2 separate regions of the Homo sapiens genome follow, and region 2 is linked to region 1. The links are chromatin contacts, found by Hi-C or POLR2A ChIA-PET in ENCODE. All regions are on one chromosome and are shown on one strand. The core of a region is the stretch at or near the end of the contact, and the rest is flanking DNA. Distances in the headings are between cores, read along the strand shown. Region 1 overlaps CFAP20DC-DT (CFAP20DC divergent transcript). Region 2 overlaps FHIT (fragile histidine triad diadenosine triphosphatase).

The links. Hi-C counts contacts between places; a loop is a spot of excess contacts on that map. ChIA-PET counts read pairs that join two places held with the same protein, here RNA polymerase II (POLR2A). Pooled maps may share reads with other maps.
Region 2: a loop to region 1 is called in a map of heart right ventricle, with 2.2 times the contacts of the local background. The contact joins two enhancer-like sites. A Hi-C loop is called at or near these places in 1 of 168 maps with a recorded cell type or tissue (heart right ventricle) and 1 of 50 pooled maps. POLR2A ChIA-PET finds 5 or more read pairs at or near these places in 5 of 52 experiments (H1, PC-9, activated CD4-positive, alpha-beta T cell and 1 more).

Annotation. Positions count from the first base shown.
Region 1 is chr3:59,707,187-59,712,707 of GRCh38, reverse strand. All of the region lies in intron 6 of CFAP20DC-DT (CFAP20DC divergent transcript), which reads right to left. Among named protein-coding and RNA genes, the nearest start is that of CFAP20DC-DT, 620 kb to the right of the region's middle. Within about 2 kb of position 2,812, at least 2 of the 41 ENCODE cell types and tissues checked have a DNase peak (open chromatin) inside an H3K27ac peak, as active enhancers do.
Region 2 is chr3:59,818,076-59,823,596 of GRCh38, reverse strand. The region is part of intron 8 of FHIT (fragile histidine triad diadenosine triphosphatase); the gene reads left to right. Among named protein-coding and RNA genes, the nearest start is that of CFAP20DC-DT, 730 kb to the right of the region's middle. RefSeq lists an enhancer at 4,466-5,521. Within about 2 kb of position 2,981, at least 2 of the 41 ENCODE cell types and tissues checked have a DNase peak (open chromatin) inside an H3K27ac peak, as active enhancers do.

The DNA of each region.
Region 1 (5,521 bases), core at 1,563-4,062:
ACTCTGATATTTATTCTATATCCCTAGACCTAGGAAAGGGGCATATAGTAAATTCTGTGTAAGAATAGGTACTAAATAAATAAGTGAAAAACTCACAATCTAACAGCAGTATAGCATTCTTTTCCATTCTAACAGCAGTATACCATTCTTATCCATTATCCCACAGCTGCCTTCATATATTAAATAGGAGGCAGACTTTGAGCACAAGACTTTTCCTAAAGGACAGAACAACTGCAAGACTAAATTTTTAAATTGTCCTTAGAATAACAAGTATTCCCATGCCTTTTCCCCAGGACTGAAAAGTCAACTGATACTTTCAAACTAAGTAGTATATCAATAAAGCAGACAAGCTCCTGGGCAATGGGAAGCATCCTATCTACCATTCTTCACTTGCTAAGAAAACCTCTAGGATTTCTAATGCAATCAGTATGCCAAAAAAGGAGGCTGATGGACAGAGAATGTAAGGGCATAAAAAGACATGATATTTATGGTGAAGGTGGTTCTAAAATCTATTTGTAGGCTTACCCGAAGGACAGGCTATGTGTGAATATCCAGATCTATTTCAAGGGGCATCCCAGAGTTCCCATTCATGGACTCTTTGCTGAGCTCTTTGCTGAATGAAATTCTTTCTAGGCTAAGAAAAGGCTGAAGCCTGAAGAAAAGGTTCCTCCTAATTTTTTTGCTCTGGCTGCATTGCTTTTTCATCAGCTGACTGCATGAGTGTGGAAAGCTCATCATTCCAGTCTTTGAGCCCAGGTAGCTGAAAACCCTTTATACTAAAATACAAAGCCAAATCCAGAGCTTTTTCTTCTGGACTTCTATTGGAGCCATACTCATCAACAGAGTACATCTTGTCCAACTGAAAGGCTAACCCACCTTCCCATTCCCCACCCCTTTGCACCACTTGAGTCAGTTTTGTGTGAACCGCTTTGAAAAAAATTCCCCAAGTTCTAGGTAGGATGCCTTGTTTAGTTTTTGCTACGGTGAAACCTCTCTAGACTTTAACAAGCTTCCAAGAGGCAGTGGTTTTATTTAAGACTCCTCAGAGGGTCCTGACTTACTCACAGTTCATGGCAGAAATGAAGGAAGAAGAAAGAAGAAAGAAGAAGAAGAATGAGAAGGAGGAAAAGGAGGAGAAGAGGAAGGAGGAGAGGGAGGAGAGGGAGGAGAGGGAGGAGAAGGAGGAGAAGGAGGAGGGGGAGGAGAAGAGGAGGAGGGGGCAGAGAAGAATAATTTGGACAAAAATATTTTATTGCTCCAATAGTGGCAGGTGTTTGAAACCCGACCTAATAGTTTAAGTTCTAAGGTTTCCAGAAGCGTTTCTATACATCATAGTTACTGAATTAAATATATGTGTGCAATGTGCTGTGGTCTTTTTATAACGTTATTTTAAGTCTGCTTTCCTTCATGTTGCAAATAAATACATAAAACCAGTTTGTGAGCATCAGGAAGGATCCATGGACAATGAGTTCTTGATTTTGCTATGTAGGGATGTTCTCTAGAACAAAGACAAAAACTAACCTCTGCTTTTTTGGAGATTTGCATATAGCCTTTTGGATAGCCCTGAATGCAAGAAAGTAAAATTACTTTTTTCAAAAAATTACTTGACTACCATGCAATAAGAAGTACTTCAAAGCCCCCATGCCTCCTCTTGTAGTGAACTGATTTTTCATGGGTAGTTGGTCTCCTGGGTATCACGAGTAGGTCTGGGGAAATGCTGCATATATTCATTTAAAATTGTCTCTGTGCTGATGGCTAAGAAAGTTCCCTGGGACTGATGCACTAGAGTGGTCTGCATAATTGAACACTGTGTCTGCAAATAAGACTAATAACCATAGTTGTTCAAATGATTACCATATCATAGATCTTAATAGTCTACCAGAAATGCTTCTGATGGTACTGCTTTTTTTAATTTTTTTCATGATCAGCTAACCTTACACAGGGCAGTTATCCATACAATTGGATTAGCCACTCACTTGTCTCTTGGCCATTTGCCTACTCGCCTCTTTTCTGAATCTAATTTCTCCACCTATAAAATGTGGAAATTGGACTAGATGACCTCTGAGGTTCTTGAAAGATCTGACCTTCTGGGTTTGGGATAATGAAAACATCCTCTTTCAGATACTCAATATGTATTGAAGGTCTGTGACCTGCCAAGGTTACCCAGCTTGTAAGAGGTAGAGCTGGTATTCTGAGTCTCCAAAGCCCTTAGTTTTAACCAGTATGCTTCTGTGTCCAAAGGAAAAATAGAGAGCAGAGCCACTCACTGGGAGAACCACCCAAAAGGTTTAGAGAAATATGTGCACATCCTGCTGTTAATTGGCCAAGTAGCATCCTGTTGTCAGTAGAGCTGAATGTGGAGCTCAGGAAACCAGTGAGCCACAGGTTTGGCTTTTGTGTTTGTTGATGAAATTCTCTGTGAAGGTTAGTTGTACAACCTTCTGACTACCATTTGATAAATAAAGATGAGTCTGCTAGATCCCCAAGAAATAGGGGAGACAGAGCCAACAACTTGGTATAACTCCCTCACCAACACCACCTTGCACATATGCACACACACATATGCACACACACACAGTGACAGCAGCAGCTCGGTATAGTACATCCAGGGGAGAGAATTATGTTTTATTTCAGTGATCTTAGTTAACACATCTTCGTGAAATGTGATGCCCAATGGGCACAAGTGAAATATTTCAATGCTCAACACTGCACTGAAGGAAGTCTCCTGTCATCAAAGCTATTTCAGCAACCTCTCAGTCCACACCACTTCCTCATGGCCACGGGACCTGGAGGGGGCTGGGTGGAATGCTCTGCAGGCAGAACAAGCCACAGCCTGGACTCCAGTTTCCTCCAGACCATGCCATCTGAGGCTGTGCTCCAGCTGCCGTTTCTGCTTGGCAGGGGCAAAGCTGAGTGATGAAGACCTCGAGTGTTAGTGTCTGGACCCAAATCATGGCTTCACTATTTTCTTTGCTTGGGGGTGGTACTTGATCTGTCTCAGTTTCCTGCTTTATAAAAGGAGGATAAATAATGGTAATAGCTTCAGTCAAAGGGCACTTATGAAGATGAATTGAGATTAACCATATCATAAGGGTTTAATTCTGTCCTTGGCAAATAATATGCACTATATTAGTTTCCTATGGCTGCTGTAACAAATTGCCACAAACTTGGTGGCTTAACACTGTACAAATTTACTATCTTTCAGCTTTGGAGGTCAGACATTTGAAATCAGTTTCACTGGGCTAAAGTCAAGGTATTGGCAGACCATCATTCCTTATGGAGGTTCTGGGAGAGAATCAGTTTCCTTGTCTTTTCCAACTTTCAGAGGCCACCTTTGTCACTTGGCTCATGGCCCGTCTTCTATCTTCAAAGTGCATCACTCCAACCTCTGCTTCTGTCATCCCATCTCTGTCTTCCACCTTTGACTCTCCTGCCTCCCTCTTATAATGCCCATGGTGTTTGCATCAGGCCCACCTGGATCATACAGGCTAATCTCCCCACTTCAAGATTCTCAGTCATAACCTCTAATGTTTCTTATGCCACGTAAGGTAACATATTCACAGGTTCCAGGGTTGAGGACGCGGACATCTCTTAGGGGCCACTATTCAGCCTACCCCATGCATGGAAACATAAGTTTTACGATTACGCTTATTCCTTTGTGCCCTTTTTCTTTCATTTAGATAAAATGCACATGTGGTAAACAGATAAATCTTAAAGGTAGAATTTATGAACGTTTACATTTTGAACCCCTCTAACCACCCCTCAAGTCAAGATGAGAACATTTACAGCTCCTTACACCCCTCCCCATCAATACCCTCCTCTACCCGGAGGTCATCCCTAGCCTTATGCTTATTTTCATTCATTACTTTTGCCTGTTCTTGGAGTCATAGGAACAGAATCATACTGTATTTGTTTTGTATCGGGCTTCTTTCACTCGATATAATGTCTGTGACTCAATCAGGTTGTGAAGTGCAGTAGTTTGTTCTTTTTGGCACCGTCTGATATTATGTTTAGCGTTTCCCTGTCTTGTCTATACATTCAGCACCTGACCATAAATATACTACTGTTTGATAGAGTTTGGCTGTGTCCCCATCCTAATCTCATCTTGAACTGTAGTTCCCATAATCCCCATGTGTTATAGGCACCTGGTGGGAGGTAACTGTATCATGGGAGCAGTTTTTTCCCCTGCTGTTCTCATTCTGGTGAATAAGTTTCATGAGATCTGATGGTTTTATAAAGGGCAGTTCCCTCGCACACGCTGTCTTACCTGCTGCCACGTAACATGTGCTTTTGCTCTTCCTTCACCTTTGCCATGATTGTGAGCCTCCCCAGCCATGTGGAACTGTGAGTCCATTAAACCTCTTTTTCTTTAGAAATTACCCAGTCTTAGGTAAGGTCTTTGTAGCAGTATGAAAATGGACTAATACACTATTTTTTCAAGAATCATTTCAAACATCATCTTTGTAAAGCATCATCTGGTAGCAATATGTCCTCTCAGTCTGAAATATAATCTATGTCTGCCTCCTGTACCACTTGTATGTGACCCTTGGGACCCACTCATGACATGTCCTGTCTTACAAGTCAGGCCCTCATCTCTTGTACTACATCACCTGCTCCTGTGAACGGGAACATTATGCTTTATCTATCTTTGTATTAACATCAGCCCTAGCACCGTGCCTCATGCACAGCCGCTGAACTCAACAACATCTATTCCATTGCCTCCATGATAACCATTTTCCTCTGAAAAAAAGATGCATTGCCATTGCTTGCCAATTGAAACCCATGTGTGCAAAGCATATCTGTTTCCTGCAGGTATCATGAGACTGGCTAACAGAAGGTAGCCTGGAGAATGTCCCCCAGGATCCCTTTTCAACACCAATCAGAAACAAATGCGGGGAGGCAAGGCTGGTTCAGGGTAGGCAAGAGTTTGAACCCTTGGCTTCTATGGGTTTTCTCCCCAAACTGGAGTAAAAAGATGTCAAGGGTTTGACTCTGTTTTGAGGTCTGACTGCTGATAGCTTCCAAGCTCTATTCTACTCTCAAGCCCCTTTCCGACCTGACCTCAATCTGGGCAAGTCAATGAGGAAGCCCAGATATGCTGTCCCTTTGTGCTTGCAGTGAGGTTCAAATCACTCAGACCCCAGCTTGTGCATGGAAACCTGAACCCCAGCCCCAGCCCCTGAGCTCTGTAAAACCCGAAGCCCTGATGTTGCCTGCCCATGGCCCTCACTTCACGCTGAACAGAGAGCCTGAACCCTTCTCCTTAGGGAGCCCTTTGCCTGTTTCCTGTGTGATTAATAAACATGATTTCACATCCATCAGTGCCTGTGTGTCATTTATCTTGCCATCCATAAATTTCTGGGCAGGTCTGTCTAGCATCCAGTAGGGGCTGTTTGGTGCCCAAATAAGACAGATTTAAATAAGAAGCTCCAGGCCAGGCCCAGTGGTTCACGCCTGTGATCCCAGCACTTTGGGAGGCTGAGACGGGTGGATCACGAGGTCAGGAATTCGAGACCAGCCT
Region 2 (5,521 bases), core at 1,732-4,231, 110 kb before region 1:
ATTTTTTTTTTAATTCTGTTTTTGTGGTGTATCACATTTATTGACTTGTGTATGTGAAACCATCCCTGTATCCCTGGTATGAAACCCACTTGATCATGGTGGATTATCTTTTTGATGTGCTGTTGGATTCAGTTAGCAAGTATTTTCTTAAGGATTTTGCATCTGTGTTCTTCAGGGATATTGAGTAGAATCAATATTGTGAAAATGACCATACTGCCTAAAGCAGTCTACAAATTCAATGCAATTCCCATAAAAATACCACCATCATTCTTCACAGAATTAGAGAAAACAATTCTAAAATTCATATGGAACCAAAAAGAGCCCACATAGCCAAAGCAAGACTAAGCAAAAAGAACAAATCTGGAGGCATCACATTACTTGACTTTGAACTATACTATAAGGCCATAGTCACCAAAACAGCATGGTTAAAAATAGGCACATAGACCAATGGAACAGAATAGTGAACCAAGAAATAAACCCAAATACTTACAGTCAATTGATCTTCAACAAAGCAAACAAAAACAGAAATGGGGAAAAGACATCCTATTCAACAAATGGTGCTGGGATAATTGGCAAGTCACACGTAGGAGAATAAAACTGGATCCTCATCTCTCACCTTATACAAAAATCAACAGAACATGAATCAAGGACTTAAATCTACGACCTGAAAGAATAAAAGTTCTGGAAGATAATATCAGAAAAAACCCTTCTAGACATTGGCTTAGGCAGACTTTATGACCAAGAACCCAAAAGCAAATGCAACAAAAACAAAGATAAATAGGTGGGACTTAATTAAACTAAAGAGCTTCTACACAGCAAAAGGAACAGTCAGCAGACTAAATAGACAACCCACAGAGTGTGAGAAAATCTTGACAATCTATATATCTGACAAAAGACGAACATCCAGAATCTATAAGGAACTCAAATAAATTAGCAAGAAAAAAACAAACAATCCCATCAAAAAGTGGGCTAAGGATGTAAATAGACAATTCTCAACAGACAATGTACAAATGGTCAAAAAATATATGAAAAAATGCTCGATATCACTAATGATCAGGGAAATGCAAATCAAAACCACAATATGATACTACCTTACTCCTGCAAGAATGGCCATGATAAAAAAAAATCAGAAAGTAATAGATGTTGGCGTGGATGCTGTGAAAAGGGAACACCTCTACACTGCTGATGGGAATGGAAACTAGTATAACCACTATGGAAAACAGTGTGGAAATTCCTTAAAGAACTAAAAATGGAACTACCATTTGATCCAGCAGTCCCACTGCTGGGTATCTACCCAGAGGAAAAGAAGTCATTATACAAAAAAGGTACTTGCACACACATGTTCATAGCAGCACAATTCACAATTGCAAAAATATGGACAGCCCAAATGCCCATCAGTCAACAAGTGGATAAAGAAATTGTGGTATATGTATACAATGGAATACTGCTTGGCTATAAAAAGGAACAAATTAATGGCATTCACAGCAACCTGGATGGAACTGGGGACTATTATTCTAAGTGAAGTAACTCAGGAATAGAAAACCAAACATTGTATGTTCTCAGTCATATGTGGGAGCTAAGCTATGAGGATGCAAAGGCATAAGAATAATACAATGGACTTTGGAGACTCGGGGGAAAGCATTGGTGGGGGTGAGGGATAAAAGACTCAAATTGGGTTCAGTGTATACTGTTCAGGTGTTGGGTGCACCAAAATCTCACAAATCACCACTGAAGAACTTGCTCATGTAACCGAATACCACTTGTTCCCCCAAAAACCTATGGAAATAAAAAAATTAAAAATAAATATATCACTAAATGCAGATCATTTATATATTTTTTTTAAAAAAAAACTCTAAGAACCAGGAGCAGAAGGAAACAGTTGTAATCTTGGCACTAGATGCTTTGGTGGCTGGCACATGGTGGGGCATCAGCAGGACTGGTTGAATGGCTGCTGGGTAAGCACTGGTATTGAATGCTGCACTGGTAAGCCAGTCTTGTTTACACTACCAGGCACTGTTGGAGCAACTGAGGGAGAACTCTGCAAGGCAGAGGTGATTCCAGTTAGCATCCCATCTGCTCTGTGAGAGAATCATATTGCATTTCCCAGGGGGTGGGTTTGAGGAAACCACATGAAGAGGCAAAACTGCAGCTGTCTCCTTGCAGATAATGGGTGTGGAGTGTTTTCTATGGAAGCCACCACAGGACACTGACAAGAGGCACCAAATCCTCAGAGCACTCTTTACCCCGACATGAGCCCAACAAAGACCTCTTATAAAAGCCAACATCAGTTGCTTCTGCTTTCACAAATATTATCATGTTTGTTTTCTTCTACTCTTCTGATTGCTCCTTCTCAGGTTTATTCCTTTGCCAGTCCTTTAACTGTTGGGGTTTCTCAGAATTTCTTCCTCAAATATCTTGCCTCTATGTTTTTCCCTCTTTGGTCTGGTCTGCTCACCTGAAACCTGCTCTCATCTCCAAGATGGTGGCGCTCAAGCTTGACCTCCAGCCCCACCTCTCTCCTGAATATTAGACTCATATTTCCAACTGCTTCCTGGACACCTTTATCTGCACTTTGAATTCAGAAAGTCCCTAATTCGAATCTTACTCACCTTCCCATAAACATCTTCTTTCCTTTCATGACACTCATCTTGGTTAATGACAATCACCCAAGCCTCCAAGTTGGAAATATGAAACTGGTAACTTCTGTTTCTCATACTTTTATCCATTCAGTCAGTCACAACTTCTGTGCTTCTGCCTGTGTTGTGTCTCGCACATTGTTCTTTTCTCTTGCCCTGACTCAGACCCCCATCACCACCACCACTCTAAATTGTCTTCCTTCCCCACCCTCTGTGTGACCATAGGGATCTTTCCAAAGCAGAGGTCTGCAAACATTTGCAAGGTACCCAGTGACAAATATGTTAGGCTTTGTGAGTCATGAGATCTCTGTTGAAACTACTCAGCTCTGCCACTTTAGCACTAAAGCAGCCAAAGACAATATATAAACAAACGAGCATTGCTGTGTTCCAATAAAACTTTATTTATAATAATAGGTGGCAGGTCTGATTTGGTTCATGGGATGTAGTTTGTCCCATCCTGTTCTAAATCGTGAGACATTTTTCTCACCTACACATCAGTAACTCTTCTTTGCTAAGGGTAGCCAATCTTAGCCCTAGCTTTGAATCAGAATCACCATGGTGCCCTGGGGCCTAGGCATGTGTAAGTTGTTGTAGTACCTGGTACTAAGTTGTTCACTGTACATGCCCACTGGTCTGACAGCTGAGGATATGTTGGCCCAAAGAGGATGATCATTTGCCGAAGATTACCTGGACATTAGTAGTATTGTTGGACTAAAATCCAAGTCCTGGGTTCTTTGTACTTCTCTAGGCTAGATTAGCTAGTAAATGTTGAAAATGAAACCTTGGTTCTCAGCAAATTAACAGGCAAGGTATATATTCATTGTCTTAGTCCATTCCTGTTTCTACAATAAAATACCTTAGCCTGGGTAATTTAAAAAAGAAGTTTATTAGTCATAGTTCTGGAGCCTGGGAAGTCCAAGATCAAGGTGCCAGCGGATTGGGTTTCTGGTGAGGGCTTGCCCTCTGCTTCTGGCATGGAGTCTTCTTGTTGTGTCCTCACAGGAAGAAAGAGACAAACACTGTGTCCTCACATGGTGGAAGGGAGAAGGGACCAGAGTGCTTGCTTCAGTGTCTTTTATATAGGCACTAAGTCCATTCATGAGGGTAGAGCCCCCATGTCTTAATCACTTCCCCAAAGGCTCCTCTTAATACTGTCACATTGGGTCTTAAGTTCCAACATGAATTTTGAAGAGATACATTCAGACCGTAGCATCCATTAATAGAGGAATAGGTAAATAAATTATGAGGCATCTGTTCTATGGTATGATTCCATTTGTATAATGATGGTAACAACAAAAACAAGACATATGACTATGTATTTAGATGTGTGCAAATATACAGAAAAATGTCTGGAAGAACACGAGCCTGTCTGCTAATACGGCTACCTCCAGGGAGGGGACCAGGACTGGAGCAGGGTGGTCAAAGAGGTTATATTCTTATTTCTATTTTAACATTTTTCCTATACAAATAATTTCTAAAAATTAAATTTTTTTTCAAGAAAAAGAAAAATAGGGATATAGCACTGGTAATTGTCTCCACAAAGCAATATGAAGTACAGACAAACATATTGTCTCACGGAAAATAACTGAGAGACACAGTTGCTAAGATCAGGAATTTGTGGGACCTAATTTGGTCCAAACTAGGCAAGAACCTCGAGAAATTGGTATGTAATTTAGGTTTGTGTTACAGAAAAGAATTGGCAAAGACCATAAGAGCATAATGCTTTCCACAGTTAAATGTGAGCAACCTCCCCAAATCCAGAACTGTAAGAAAAGAACGGTTTCTTTGCTAACCCAGTAGGCCATATTGTTAACAGAAGTTGTATCCGATAAAAGATCTATGTTTAAACTATAAGATGCAACAGGAAAAAAGAAACACAGCATATGGAACTGTTTCTACACCACTTCAAGTCAACAGAGACAATATTTTAAAAATAACCAGGAGAATTCTCCAGGATGTTTCTTTTTATCTCTCTTCTCTGCATTGCGATTTTTACTGACTCTGACACAGAGTAGTCATTGCAAAAAATAAGAAGCCGAGGGCTAGTGTCATATCCATGCTGAAGAGGTGTTTAGTTTCTTTCATCAAGGGGCAGCTGGGAAGGAAAGCATTTCTGTGTGCCTTTGCCTTGGGGAAGACCTGTCTCCTAAGAACTCTGTGCATGTGATCTGCGCTGTTGAAGGAGAAATGGGTGAGCAGAAGTGACCGCACCCTGTAACTTCCTGTGTCCAGGAGAGCTGGCAGTCGGCCCGGTCTTCTGAGACATCCAGTAAAAATGAATCCCAGTTACATCTGCGGTGCTCACAGAAATAGATCTGCTGTATCTAATAAAAGCAAATGTTACTTTTTGTAAAGGGCTGCCGGGTCACATTCGGAATGGTAAACAAGTCCCCCAAAAAACTTATTTTTGAGGTAGAGACTGTGTAGATCACATTTTACCTCCTGGACTATTATTTACGTGTATCTTACTGTAAATGACTCAGGATTAAGGAGAAAAAAACACCATCTTCCTTTGAAGAGAAAGAAGGGAAGCTGGTGTTTCTAGCAGTCTCTGCGAAAGGTAGAGATTCCTTCCACATCCGTGAATTAACCCCACTTAGGAGTGGGCACCCTGCTATATTTCCATTCCCAAACCTTGCACACGCTGTGTTCTCGGGGAGGCTGAACAAGCTGTGGGTCTGAATTGCGTGTCTGGCTTGCACAGCCCCACGTGGGCCGAGGGGAGGTGGGCTGATTCATAATGAATGCTCCGGGTACTTAGAGTAGGGCAGAGTGCAGGGGACTGTTATTCTGCTTTGAAGTTTTCTGCCTCCCTCTTTGGAATGGATCAAAGGCCTCCTTTTTTTTTCTTTTTAGAATTCCTATAAGCTCTTAATACAGTGCTC